4 separate regions of the Homo sapiens genome follow, and regions 2, 3 and 4 are each linked to region 1. The links are chromatin contacts, found by Hi-C or POLR2A ChIA-PET in ENCODE. All regions are on one chromosome and are shown on one strand. Each heading gives the region's core, a stretch centred on a gene start or an enhancer-like site at or near the end of the contact. The rest is flanking DNA. Distances are from core to core; before and after follow the strand shown. Region 1 has its middle 3.9 kb from the start of MPEG1. Region 2 holds the start of MS4A7 (membrane spanning 4-domains A7). Region 3 overlaps LINC02954 (long intergenic non-protein coding RNA 2954). Region 4 holds the start of MS4A1 (membrane spanning 4-domains A1).

The links. Hi-C counts contacts between places; a loop is a spot of excess contacts on that map. ChIA-PET counts read pairs that join two places held with the same protein, here RNA polymerase II (POLR2A). Pooled maps may share reads with other maps.
Region 2: a loop to region 1 is called in a pooled map, with 6 times the contacts of the local background. The contact joins the promoter of MS4A7 here to the enhancer-like site in region 1. A Hi-C loop is called at or near these places in 2 of 37 single-sample maps with no recorded cell type and 4 of 50 pooled maps.
Region 3: a loop to region 1 is called in a map with no recorded cell type, with 12 times the contacts of the local background. The contact joins two enhancer-like sites. A Hi-C loop is called at or near these places in 2 of 37 single-sample maps with no recorded cell type and 6 of 50 pooled maps. POLR2A ChIA-PET finds 5 or more read pairs at or near these places in 1 of 52 experiments (B cell).
Region 4: a map with no recorded cell type shows a loop between it and region 1 (11-fold over the local background). The contact joins the promoter of MS4A1 here to the enhancer-like site in region 1. A Hi-C loop is called at or near these places in 3 of 37 single-sample maps with no recorded cell type and 4 of 50 pooled maps.

What each region holds. Positions count from the first base shown.
Region 1 is chr11:59,215,099-59,218,513 of GRCh38, reverse strand. No RefSeq gene overlaps it. Among named protein-coding and RNA genes, the nearest start is that of MPEG1, 3.9 kb to the right of the region's middle. Within about 2 kb of position 1,598, at least 14 of the 41 ENCODE cell types and tissues checked have a DNase peak (open chromatin) inside an H3K27ac peak, as active enhancers do.
Region 2 is chr11:60,377,151-60,380,606 of GRCh38, reverse strand. It overlaps MS4A7 (membrane spanning 4-domains A7), which reads right to left and starts at 2,075. Exons shown (of 7, transcript NM_021201.5): 1 at 1,943-2,075. RefSeq lists enhancers at 2,074-2,123, 2,804-3,043.
Region 3 is chr11:61,059,326-61,062,712 of GRCh38, reverse strand. It overlaps LINC02954 (long intergenic non-protein coding RNA 2954), which reads right to left. Exons shown (of 4, transcript NR_186234.1): 3 at 838-1,002. The region is part of intron 1 of LOC105369325 (a long non-coding RNA gene); the gene reads left to right. Among named protein-coding and RNA genes, the nearest start is that of LINC02954, 5.6 kb to the right of the region's middle. RefSeq lists enhancers at 703-942, 1,293-1,532, 598-1,797. Within about 2 kb of position 1,417, at least 7 of the 41 ENCODE cell types and tissues checked have a DNase peak (open chromatin) inside an H3K27ac peak, as active enhancers do.
Region 4 is chr11:60,454,127-60,457,491 of GRCh38, reverse strand. MS4A1 (membrane spanning 4-domains A1) reads right to left here and starts at 1,645. Exons shown (of 8, transcript NM_152866.3): 1 at 1,547-1,645.

The sequences.
Region 1 (3,415 bases), core at 349-2,848:
CTGGAGAAATGAGGACCTAAGAGAAATTCCACTGTGTTTCCAGTCCTGTGTGTGCAAAGCTCTTCATACTAAACTGTTTTCGGCTGAAGGATAATGCAAGAGGTACTTTTTATATTAGGCTAATGTTATTTGGGAGCCTGAAGGCAGATGGGCAGTGGAAGTAAGTTGGTCCTAATGCTCAATCTTTGTAGAGCGTAGCTTGGAGGATAGACGGAGAGGAAACAATGGCTCTCAGGGCTTACTCTGTCTCCTAGACTCTTCAAATGACCAATAACAGATGCTCAAGGAGTATTTATTTAATGGATTGATGAATTAGGCTTTCACTAGAATGTCCTAGAGAACTGTGTTGAGAATGATGTTGAGGCAACTTCAGGGCTCAGTGGAAATCAAGGGTATTACTGCTCAGTGATGTCTGCCATGACATGGAAGAGGAGTGTGGAAGCCTACAGGCCAAAAGGGCTAAGCTTTTGCCACATCAGGGTGTCCTTCTTCTTTTTCTTTTCTTTTGTTTTTCTTTTTCTTTTCTTGTCTCTTCTTTTCTTTTCCTTCCTTCCTTCCTTCCTTCCTTCCTTCCTTCCTTCCTTCCTTCCCTCCTTCCTTCCCTCCTTCCTTCCTTCCTTCCTGCTTTCTTGCTTTTTTTTTTCAGTGTCTCACTATGTTAGCCAGGCTGGCCTTGAACTCCTGGGCTCAAGGGATCCTCCTGCTTCAGCTTCTTGAATAGCTGAGACTACAGGCTCACACCCTCAAACCAGCTCCTCTTTAGTCCAGTGGAAGTACCACCTCAAATCACTGACATGTGTCCTCCAAATCTAAATTTGCAAACGCCAAAGAGAAAAAAAAGAGCAGAAGGGGAATAATTGATGATGAGAAAATGGATCAAGGAAAGTGGAAGAGAGAGGAAGAAAAAGAGTGCTAATAGAGAACAGAAATGAAATGGCTTAGGCCATCAAATTCTGGCCTAGCTTTTAATGGGAATATGCAACACTTCACATGGGCCTCCTGTTTTCACCCTCCAGATTAAAAGGAGTCATGAAATCACTATGTTCTTAGTTTTGTGGTCAGATCACCAAATGATCCTGGTGGAAAGAAGAGCCTCTGAGGGGAAGAAGCTGACAACGCAACTCTTAAAACGTCAGGCTAGGAATCAACTGTTCAGAAAGGAAAATACTGCCACTTTGTTCACTGATACTTTCCAGATTTTCCATAACAAAGTTTACTGCAAAGTCTTTAAAAGCCATAGTTCTCTGATCTACTTAGTAATTATTTAACCATCAGTTTTCACACTGGTTTCCTAGATTCCTGCTGAAAGGGAATTGTCCCAGCAAATGCAACTAGACTTTCCTCCCCATTTTAGACCACAGGTGAAATGCAGAAGTAGGAAACACCTGGATTAGTTCCAAGCCCACACAGAAGCGAACCTCAGATATGAATCACGGTTTGGCGCTGAATGAGATGGTGTCAGAAGGTTGCACGGGATCAAACAGAGAAAGAAAGCAGATGTGGGACTTCCTTCTTGCCTCTTTTTGGAGGAAGTGAAATCGCCGTTCAGCAACGCAGATGCAAAGTTTTTGTAGACAAGATGCCTCTTTCTTTTAGAGATCAGTGTTAGCCACAGGCCATTACTCCTCAAGTGTGGCCATCTGGGGAGGTTATGTGACTGCATATGCATTCCAGTACAAGAAAAAGCAAAGGAAATTTCTGGTGAACAGAATAAAACAGAAAAGTTGTGGGTAAAATGCACTGGTCACCACTTCCTCATATGTGACTGTTATGAGCAGTTCTTCTGCTCCTGGTATGTAAAATTAAGTTAAGCCAAATTTCCCATCATTTGCACTTCTCCTTTCACTGTTTCCCAGAGAACTGGAAAGAGAACTTCCTTGAGCACAGCAGTCACATAATCCATAGGCTTTGGGTCATTTCAGGAATATAAAAATTCCAGAACTAAGTTTTTTTGTTTGTTTGTTTGTTTGTGTTTTTGACAGTCTCACTCTGTCTCGCAGGCTGGAGTGCAGTGGCACGATCTCGGCTCACTGCAGCCTCGAACTCTTGGGTTCAAGCAATTCTCCTGCCTCAGCCTCCCAAGTAGCTGGGATTACAGTTGTGTGTCACCACTACATCTGGCTAATTTTTTTGTATTTTTAGTAGAGATGTGGTTTCTCCATGTTGGCCAGGCTGGTCTTGAACTCCCGGCCTCAAGTGATCCATCCACCTCGGATTCCCAAAGTGCTGGGATTACAGGCATGAGCCACCCTGCCTGGCCTGTTTCTTTTGTTTTTTTTTTACATGGTTGTGCATTGGTTATTTTCCTGAGCACAAAAGTGATGATTACCCAATACCCATCAGTGTTTGGTACTTAATAGGCTCTGAATACAAATTTCTCGAGTTAATAAATACATGCTCATTGTTGAAAACTCAAAAAACACAGAAAAGAGGAAAAAATTAAAATAATTTAGAAAAACCTCTCAACCAGATGTAATTACTGTCTATGCATTGGCGTACATCCCTCTAGTTATGTACATAGTTGGGGTCATGCTGAATGTTTATCATTCTTTTTTTTCATAACATTATTGTCAGAGATATTTGAACCAGAATAACTCCATCTCGAATAGGGGCTGGGTAAAAGAAGGCTGGGCTGCATTCCCAGAGGGTTAAGTATTCTAAGTCATGGGATGAGATAGAAGATTGGCATAAGATACAGATACAGATCACAAAGATCTTTCTGATAAAAGAGCATGCAGTAAAGAAGGCAGCCAAAACCCACCAAAACTAAGATGGCGACAAGAGTGAACTCTGGTCATCCTCATTGTTCATTATACACTAATTGTAGTGCATTCGCATGCTAAAAGATGTTTCCACCAGTGCCATGACTGCCAATTTCCAGAAGTTACCCTGTATAGTCTAAAAAGGAGAGGAACCCTTAGTTCTGGGAATTGCCCACCTCTTTCCCAGAAAACTCATGATTAATCCACCCCTTGTTTAGCATATAATTAAGAAATAATGATAAGTATCCTTAATCAAGCAGCACATACTTCTGCTCTGCCTATGGAGTAGCCATTCTTTTGTTTCTTTACTTCTCTAATAAACTTACTTTCACCTTACTCTGTGGACTTGCCCTGGTCCTTCTTGCACAAAGTCCAAGAACTCTCTCTTGAGGTCTGCATTGGGAACCCTTTCCAGTAACATTATGGCATAAGAATTTCTCATGTTATTAAAATAGTTTTAAATAATTGTGATGGCTATACAATATTTTGTCTTATGGGTACAATGTAATTTTACCGTTGTTGGCTCTTTCTGCTATTTTCAATTTTTTTTTCCTATGATAAAATGAAGACAAAGTCTATAGAATAAAAAATACAGTGACTAGACGTCTGGAGACATAGGAACACCTGAATATAGAATTGTCTGTATTAACCTT
Region 2 (3,456 bases), core at 826-3,325, 1.2 Mb before region 1:
TTTTCGAATCTCATACCTAAGGACTGCAGAAAATGCTTGATTCTCAGCCTGAAGCTAGGACTCGAAAGTTTAATTGATACTTTCAGGCTATAGCCTATCTGATACCATGAACATTTATTTTCCTTTGTTATTTCTTAACTGTTTGTTCTGTTTGAAAGAGTGCATAAAGTACCACCATTACAAGGGAATACAGTTTGAAGAAGAAAACAAATTAGCTCCTTAACTTTCAACTGCCACCCGATCACTCTTGTTTCCTATGCACATATTCTTTACATTCTCTCTTCCCATCTGTCACTTTATCTCTCTCCTCTTTATATATGTTCACAGACATTCACAATTCTACGGAAATAGTCATTCTATCCATGCCATTTTATAACTGTTCTTTTTGTACTCAACATTATTCTGTAGACATCTTTGACCGATGAATAGAAATAATAAAAAGCCTAAATTTAAAAGCAAATGATAGATTCTGATACATGGCACAACATGGATGAACCTTGAAGACAATATGGCAAGTGAAATAATCCAGTCACAAAAGGACAAATATTGTATGATTCTACTTATGTGAGGCACCTAGAAGAGTCAAATTCACTGAAAGTAGAATGGTGGTTGCCAGGGGCTGGCGGGAGAGGGGAATGGAAAGCTATTGTTTAATGGGCACGGAGTTCCAGTTTGGGAAGACAAGAAAGTTCTGGAGTTGGGTGGTGGTGATGGTTGCACAATGGTGTGAATGTGCTTAATGCCACTGAACTGTACACCTAAAAATGGTTAAGGCTGGGTGCAGCGGCTCATGCCTGTAATCCTAGCACTTTGGGAGGCCGAGGCGGGCAGATCACCTGAGGTCAGGAATTCAAGACCAGCGTGGCCAACATGGTGAAACCCCGTCTCTACTAAAAAAATACAAAAATTAGCCAGGCATGATGGTGAGTGCCTGTAATCCCAGCTACTCAGGAGGCTGAGATGGGAGAATCGCTTGAACCTGGAAGACAGTGGTTGCAGTAAGCCGAGATCACGCACTCTAGCCTGGGTGACTGAGCAAAACTCTTTCTCAATTAAAAAACAAACAAACAAACAAACAAAAAACAACAAAAAAACACATGGTTAAAAGGCTACAATTATTTTAAGCATATTTTACTACAACCAAAAAGCCAAATGGTATATTTAAATAAATGGAGGTCTCTAGATTCATTTAATCAATCACATGTTCATGACTATTTAGGTGGTTTCTATTTTTTCTTTTTGCCACTATGAACAATGCAATAATGAACATCTTTGCACTTTTGTGATACCTCCTGCATTTAATTATCTCACAGTGATGTATGGAAGTGGAATTATTACATTTAAATCTATGACACTTGAATTTAGATACACGTTGCTACTTTTAGAAGGAATCCTATATAACCAAGATTCTTTATGTTTCACAAAAGTCTCCAGACTGATGCTATCATCTCCAAACACCACAGTCTGAGAGGATGCTTTGTCCTTCCACATTCGCCTTGAGGAGATAGACTGGAGGGACCCACAGCTTTCAAGACAGCTCTAAAATCCGTGCTTTGAAGATAAATCATGACATGGAGGTCAACAGCTCTGCCCAGCAATTTTCTGTATTACAGAATTAGAGTAGGACCATGGGGTTCTAATGCAAGATTCAGTCTAATTGCACAGTATTTGTTGAGAGTAGACTCTGTAAGACTGAGTGACACACCAGGAGAATGCAGAACATTGAGGAAAATCACCTCAATGAGGGAAACCTAAGAATGGTTTTACCCAATTTTCTTATTTGACAAGTGAGTAAACTGAGACCCAAAAAGGGGACTGAGCTGACGCTCCAACTCACACAGGTGGTCAGAATCAGAGACAGGATGATAATCCAATTCCCTGGCTGTCTTTTCAAAAGCACACAATCTTCCCCAAAAGTCATGATCTAAACCAAGGTGTCTACCTGTTCTCGCAGCCTGGTCCTGTGTGCTGTGGCTGGGGATCAGCTCACCTCTGGGGAGCGCTCAGCTGGAACCTCCCACTGGCTGTTCCTGCCAGAACGATCTTGGTGCTCTGCTCTCCAGCCTCTGAGACTTCCTGTCCCTTTCTTAGAGCAGTATTTATGATTACACAGGATGTGAATTTTGCTGTAGTTACAGACAGTTGATATATAAAAAGTGCCTCTGCTTCCTCTTTCTAAATTCTGAGGTCTGGCAAAATGACACAAGATAGAAGTGACACATGAGAAAAAGACCTTTGTGCAGACTAGTGATTTGTACGGTCCCAGTTAAAATTCATTTTCCCTACTCCTACATAGAATTATTTAAGTCATCTAGTTTTGCTTAGCCTGAGTTTTCTTGTCTATTAAATAAATGGTGGATGGATAATAATAATTCCACTCTGTGGGTGTTGGGAGAATTAAAGAAAAAAGATGCAAAGAGTTTACAAAAAGTAGACAATAAATATTGATAATAGTAATGTTAGTTTTGAATTTTGGAGAATCTATTCTCTCACTTTCCAGGCTCTTGGTAAGCTGAAAGCAACCTGTGGAAAATTCCGTGTCTCCTTGTTACTTCTTTTGGGTGTTTCCATTCTCCATCTTTGGCCTCATGCTCAGGGAAGTCCAGGCACATCTTGGGAAAGATGCCAGTGGATTGGCCTCAGAGGCAGAGTCATCAGGCTCCACACAAGCTCATATTTGGGGAAGTATTTGTTGTTGAGGGGACACTGTTGCCACTTTCACATCCCTTTTAAGGCTTCTTGTAGACTAGCCATTGTTCAGAAGGGTAGGGTTTAAGATGGCTCTGGGACATGCAGCAGCTGGCGGCACAACATGCTCCATATACAGTCTCCATTTCCTGAAGGGTGGCAAGGCTATCCCCTAAGAGAGGAGCAAACCTAAGCCTGGGAGATTTAAATAACTCATAAACTACTTGGAGGGTATTTTAGTCCAGTTCTTCTCCAAATGAGGTGATATTGCTGAAGGAATCTGCCCCCAGTCACATGTCTAGTCTGTGGAAGAGGCAGGAATCTAATTCACATCTCTTGGCACTGAGGTCTGGGCTTGCTTCATGGCAAGAGTCTGCCATTTGGTCAACATCTTTTTTTTTTTTTGAGATGGAGTTTTTTGCTCTTGTTGCTCAGGCTGGAGTGCAATGGTGCAGTCTCAGCTCACTGTAACCTCCACCTCCCAGGTTCAAGTGATTCTCCTGCCTCAGCCTCCCCAGTAGCTGGGACTATGGGTGCCCACCACCATGCCTGTCTAATTTTTGTATTTTTACTAGAGACAGGATTTCACCATGTTGGTCAGGCTGGTCTCGAACTCCTGATCTCAGGTGATCCACCTGCCTTGGCCTCCCAAAGCTGGGATTACAGGTGTGAGCCACTGTGCCCAGCTTAGTCAACATCTTCATATCCACAACAAGCACTGTCTTTGCTTAAGAAAACTTCCAGGATCCAGACCTTCCTCTGGGTCTA
Region 3 (3,387 bases), core at 168-2,667, 1.8 Mb before region 1:
GGATGAAGGGGACATCAGGCAGTGGAAGTGGCTGTACGGAAACAGGGTGAAGGCTACACCCCATCTAAAGAGAACCAACCCAACTCTGATTATTGCCATGGAAGAATATGGCCTCCATGTTTCCAGATCCTGATTGTTCAACATAATTTTGGGAATCTGAGTTTTTATATGAAATAGCCTAATTTTCAAGCGTTGGTTTATATATATATCTTAAAACACTATATGGGCCATCAACAAAGCGTGTCTGTGGGCCACACACCCACATGTTGGGACCACTTTTGCCCTTTGCTGTGTGGCCCCAAGATGTTGGCAGCTCTCCATAAATGCCATGCCCTTTCCTCTCTGTGACTTTCTCCGTCCTGATCCCTACGCTGTCTTTGGCAGGTCAGCTTGTCCTCATATAGTGCTTGTAACAGCTATGTGACTTTGGGCCAGTTACTCACCATCCTGATGCCTCAGTTCCCTCCTCTATGAAGTGGGAATAAGGGTGACTGGGAAGAATACGTGAGTTAACAAATGCAAAGTGTTAGAAAACGCTGCACATATTGTTCATCAGTGTCATCATCGTCATCATCCTTATTATTGTCCTCCATCTAGTCTTGGCTGTCACCTCTGAGATGCCTGCCTAGACTCCTTGAAAGCAGGCTGTCCCCACCCCACCCCAATTCTGTAACACCCCAATCCCCACAGCCATCTCACTGCATTATCTGTTGGCTTCTCAGTACGCCCTGGACTGTGGGCACCTTGAGAGGAGGAATATCTTTCTGTCCATACACAACTTCGAACAAACACTTGGCCCAGAAGAGGCCTCCATAGAGGCTTACTAAGTGGATGCACCTTTCATGAATGGTGGTCTGGAAGCCTGATACCACTTGATATTTCCATCCAGATGTTATTGTTACCACCCAGGCCAAGAATGTGCTTCTTCTGGAGGCACAACAAGGTGGGGCTTGTCTGGCTGCACCACAGCATAATATCTATCCCTCCTCACAGCTCTGCTCTCTGATGGAAGCAAGGAAACAGGAAGTGAAATTGACAGGCACTGACCAACCTGGTTTCACATCAGGGGTGAATGAAAAGGACGAGCCCCCCTCCCTAGGGTGGGGCGGGAGGGAGGTGGGAGTGGGGGTGGGGATGGGACATGAGTCATGATGTGTCACTGAGATTTTTTTGGATGCATTTTTCAGTTTCAAAAGCATGAGGCGTTATTACTATGGGTTGAGAACCTGGAGTGCCAAATGACTGTGTCCCAAACAGGATGGCGCAATTGGTGTCTGGTAAAGTACCTGGGAGTTTTCTTTGTTCCAAGTGGGGTTTGTGGCTCAGCACAGGGGCCTTACAGTGATGTTATGGTCCCCATACAGTAGCGATCCGGAAGATCTGTGCCCTGACTAATTCTTCTGCCCTTGAGCTGGTGTTTAAAAGAAAAAAAAAAACCCTCTGTGGTCGCAACCAAGATGTAATGATAGACTTTGAGCCCCGAGAGTCTCACCCAGCCTACTCCGGCACGTTTTGGGATGCTGCGAAACTGAATTGAGGTGCCTGTCATCATAAGAGAACTGAACGAGTGGGGGTAAGAATTAAGATCAGCAAGAGCTGTGTTTCTCGCTGGTTGTACAAACAGGCACTTGCCGGAAGCTGCCTCAGTGGGAACAAGGTGGAGCTTCATGAGGGCCCTGTTGAGTCTTTGCTGGGAATGATGGAGGTTTTTTCCATTTTCTCATTTTCCATTACTCTAATATGGTTATAACCTGGGACTTTTTGTGTGTGGGGTCCTGGAAGGATGTTTGTGATATTCAGGAGTTCTGGTGGGAGTCGGGTAGGGTGTGGATAGGGTGAACCTGAAACTTGCCCCAAATTTGTGTTCCATTCATCAATACCAATTACCCACCACATCTTTTAGCATTTATTCAAGAAATGCATGTTGTGGCTGGAAGAATATGGGATTTGGAGTCCACTGTGCCTGGTCTTTCCTGGACAACTGGGTTGGACAAATTCCTCTACCTCTCTGAGCCCCGTTTCTTCATCTTCAATAATGCGTTTGTGATGTAGAGCTTTTGGGAAATAATTAAAGGGATGATGTGCAGACAGGTCCAGACAGACTGACCACAAGGCTGGAGAAGGTCAGTCTTAGGACCCTCCCAAGGCCATTTATCTTTTTTTTTTTTTTTTTTTTGAGATGGAGTCTAGCTCTGTCGCCCAGGCTGGAGTGCAGTGGTATGGTCTTGGCTCATTGCAACCTCCGCCTCCCGGGTTCAAGAGATTCTTGTGCCTCAGCCTCCTGAATAGCTGGAATTATAGGCGTCTACCACCATGTCTGGCTTATTTTTGTATTTTTAGTAGAGACAGGGTTTCACCATGTTGGCCAGGCTGGTCTAAAACTCCTGACCTCAAGTGATTCACCCGCCTTGGCCTCCCAAAGTGCTGGGATTACAGGCACCCTTTATCTAATTTTATTTGTGTATTATCATATTTTTTAAAGAGGGACCCCCAAATTGTATAGGCTTCAGGCTCAACAGAACCTGGACCCAGCCTTGATCTTGTATCTTGAATAATGAAGAACTGGCTCTGGGAGTAAGTGCTGGAATCCTGGCTTCATCTGTCGATAGGGTCCCGCTATTGGCATGCTGTATTTGTTCACCTCATATGCAGTTGCTACGAAGAGCATTTACTTATTACCCCAAATGGGAATCACACCCCTGGGACCAGCCACCCTGTGTAGATAATAACTATGGATAATCCTTGCTAGAAAATAAAAGGTCCAAGGTGATATATATATATATATATATATATATATATTATTTTTTAATTTGCTTCAGTGGCAGAAACAGGAGTAGATGTGAAGGGCTTGGTCCTAGTTGAGAAGTTTCTCAACTGATAATGACGGTTAACATGTACATCAGCTACTACAGGATCTCACAGGTGGGGTTATCAATGGATAGGATGAGGATCTGTGAAGTGGGCAGGGCAGAGGTCATCATGATCCCCTTTTAGCAGATGTACAAACAGACCCAGAAAGGTCAAGGAGGTCATTGGAGGATGCACTGCCACGAAAGGCACAGCCAAGATTCAAATGCAAGTCATCAAAACTCCAAATGTAGTGCTCCTTCAAAGCGTACCACATTGCCTCTCCAAGAAGCTGAGCACAAGAAAGATGGCAGGGTGGAGCTGCTGACAAGTATTTGTTCTTTATGCAGAGTGACCCCATTTTAAGGCTGCCTACTGCGGTGGACGAGAGCAGAGTGGATGGTAGGGCTCTGTTTACTGAGCATTTCTGCCTGCTGGACTCTGTGCCCGGTGGAGCTCACGCAGCCCTCTCAATGCAGCCAGGTACACATCAGTCTCTCGGGTTTATGGAGGAGGAATCTGAGGCTCACACAGGTGGCA
Region 4 (3,365 bases), core at 396-2,895, 1.2 Mb before region 1:
CCATTCATGCTTTTCTGCCTTCAGTCTTTCTCTTTTCTAATCCATTGTCCACAAGGCTGCTACATCAAGCTCCCGATCACTGTTTTGAGTGATGCTCTTCCTGAGCCTGAACTCCTTTGCTGGCCTGTCATTACCTGCTGGAGAAACCCTTCATCTAACCCCTCAAGGCCTTTGGAATTCAGCCCTGTATGACTTCCCAAGCTCATATCCCACTACCGCCACCAGAGCCACTGGTCTATACATGTCCTCTACCTTCTTTCCTGAATCTTCTCAACTTTGAAGTGTTCCTTCTCCCTCCCTCTTTACTTTCAATCAAACTCTGCATTAGATATGCACATCACCTGAGGGCGTTCCTGCTCTCCTTGCCTGATTGCAAGGAATTCTTCAGAGCTCCTAGCTCTTTGCTTTCCTTACTAGACATCAACTACTTTCTTCGGAGAATCCTGTATCCTACTAGACTTGCATAGGGAACCTGTTTTCTATGTACTATGAGCTCAGTTACATTAAGCTGAACATCAAACTCAGCTACTTCCTCAGGGAAGCTTAACAAGTGCTCACAATGGCCAGGTGCAGTGGCTCACACCTGTAATCCCAGCACTTTGGGAAGCCGAGGCAGGTGGATCCCCTGAGGTCGGGAGCTCGAGACCAGCCTGGCCAACATGGAGAAACCTTGTCTCCACTAAAAAATGAACAAACAAACAAAACACACACACAAAAATGCTCACAATGCTGGATTAAACATTTCTTTCCACCGGATTCTCAGTGAGATTAAGCCATTTTATGGGAAACAGGGAAAGGGAATCACTTATATACTGGATTCAGAAAACAGTAATGGCATGATTAAAATTAATCCTTGTTTTCCTTCATTAGAGCTCCCCCACATCTGCAGCGCCCCCTCTTACTCTTGGTTTCCCATGTGATAGATTTGAGGCAGGATTTCATGCTCAACTTGGTGTCCACAAATCCCCTCCAGAAAATGTTAGCCTGTAAAGCCACCTATACTTCTAGGTATATTTACATTTAATGTAGACAAAAGCATTTACAGGAAGACAAATGGAGTTTTTTTCATTATGCCTATGACTGATTATTTTCTCATTTGGTATTGGGAAGTCCTAAGGGATTCAGGATTTTAGTTCCAATTTTCCTAATGTAATGGGTACCATTGCCCCCATTTTATAGATGAGGAAGCTGAGGCTTTAGAGGTTTAGTAATTTGCCCAAGGTTATATTGTTTGTTAGTGGTAGAGCTCCAGTTTGAACCCAATGGTTTAGAAACCATGATTTAATATATATGCTGCAATCTACTACTTTTGTGGAATGATTCACAGTTGACTGCATAGGGTAATTGTTGAGAGGGAGACTGATTAGAGGAGTGAGTGGGCAGCAAGCCTTGATATCGTCACCCCTCCTTAAGTCATAGAACTATTAGGAAGTCTGACTAGGGAAACTCTAGAATTAAGATCAAGAACCTCCAGTCTTCAAAACCATTCTATACCTTATCCATCACCTCCTTTAAGTCATTTAAAGAAAGCAAATTGATTCCTTACCTGAGTCTCCAAGGCCTCAAATCTCAAGGGCTGATTTGGATGCTAGCTGCGGAGTTCAGTGGGTGCAGTTTGTTTCTCAAGCACACTGGGAGGGTGAGTGGTGTAGTCCAGGCCTGAAGATGAAATCGCTGATAGACATCAGGTGACAGGAAATCAGTAGCTTCTGCTACCTTGGGCTTCGCTCCAATTACTTTGGTTTAACACTTACCATAGCTGAAGGAGGTGCAAAAAAAGTTTCTGCCTTACCAGGTTTCACTTCTTGAAAAAGACCCCAGGGGACTGCCTGGCATGCTCATGCTACCTTAATTAGAAGAACTTCTGCAGCCCCCACCCTATAAGCAGGTGTGGATGGTAGGTCCCTGAGGACAAGAAAGATTCTAGAAGTTGGTCAAAGATGGGCCGTTAGCACTGACTTTTACCTTCTGGCTTCACTTTTAGGGCTGAGTAGGTGGGCAGGAGGCATCCATGCAGAGATTCAAGAATCACTGAGGCTGTACACTTGGCAGCACTATACTTAGGGGTCCCCAAATATTGTCCTCATTGGCTCACACTTAAGTTTCTTATGAACCATGTATATATCTTGTGTCAGATTTAGCAGAAATGGCCTAAAATTATACTTTAGTGCCATAGTACATGTACCCAGCCACTCAAAGCAAGAATTAGCCTCCATATTTGGAAATATAAATTGAAATAGCACTTTTACCTCTGAACCCACCTTTTTCTTCTGTCTGTCAAGTTCCCTTGTGTCCCCTCTCTTTTTAGTCTAGTCTGGAGCTGCAGGGTCATCAAGCACAGTACTAGATCAAGTAGGGAAATGGAAGAAGTTGGTAGTGTCAGGAGAGTCTAAATATTTGGGATGTGAATCAAAGTTTTGCCCAAAGATAATGTCCTCTCTCTCCCCCTACAATATTCAACTTTTATGTTCATATGTGGGATTTTTAATTACATTTTTATTTCCCTGTTCATTGCTTCATTTTATTAGAGACACAGAGCTATAGTTAGGTAATTATTTGTTTATTTAATCTAAAGGGATGAAATATGGCAGGCAGCTCTGTTGCCTAATTCGAGGTTCATTCCTGTCTCTCTCTTTCATCTCTTCTCTCTTTCTCTTTCTGCCTCTCTTTTTAAATTTAAGATAGTTTGGAACCATAGGGTTAGATCCACTGGGTAGAAGTAGTTCTGGGGAGGCTGATTGTGGTGTGATATTTAAAAAGATGCCACTCTAAAAAAAAAAATTGTTGGAGCCGTTCATTAGGGGAACTGGCTACCATTTCAATAGAGAATTTACTTCTTCAAGAATACTCAAGTAAAGTCATGCAGTCACCTCTCAGAGATGCTGTAGAGTGAAGGAGAGTGGGAACAGAAGATCCATCATCCATTTAACATTCTAATTGAGGGTCTATGCATATCTGCTGAAATGCTTGAGTGATTGGTGATGGGAGGACAATTACCTAGGGTCTGAGTTGTGGATGATTGTGAAACCTGAGGTTTGAGTCCTGGATGGTGGGGTGGTTAGAGGCATGTGCCTTCATTTTAGTTGGCATGGGAACAGGGTCAGGACTTGGCAAATGTATGGCAGCAAAGGGGCTTGAGTTGTGGCAGCACAACCTGGTCTTTTGCATCCTTTTCTCTGTTTGAGCCCTGTATTTCCCCAGTCAGTCTCAGGTTGTTTGCTACTTTGTGGCCAATGAGATAACTTAGGTGGCTCTATGTATGATTCTTCCCAAATAAACTTGAATTTGAATTTGTATGAATGCATAAACATTTACCTTGTCTTTGCTCATTTGAATGATCAACATTTTAGTGCTTGAGTGTGTTG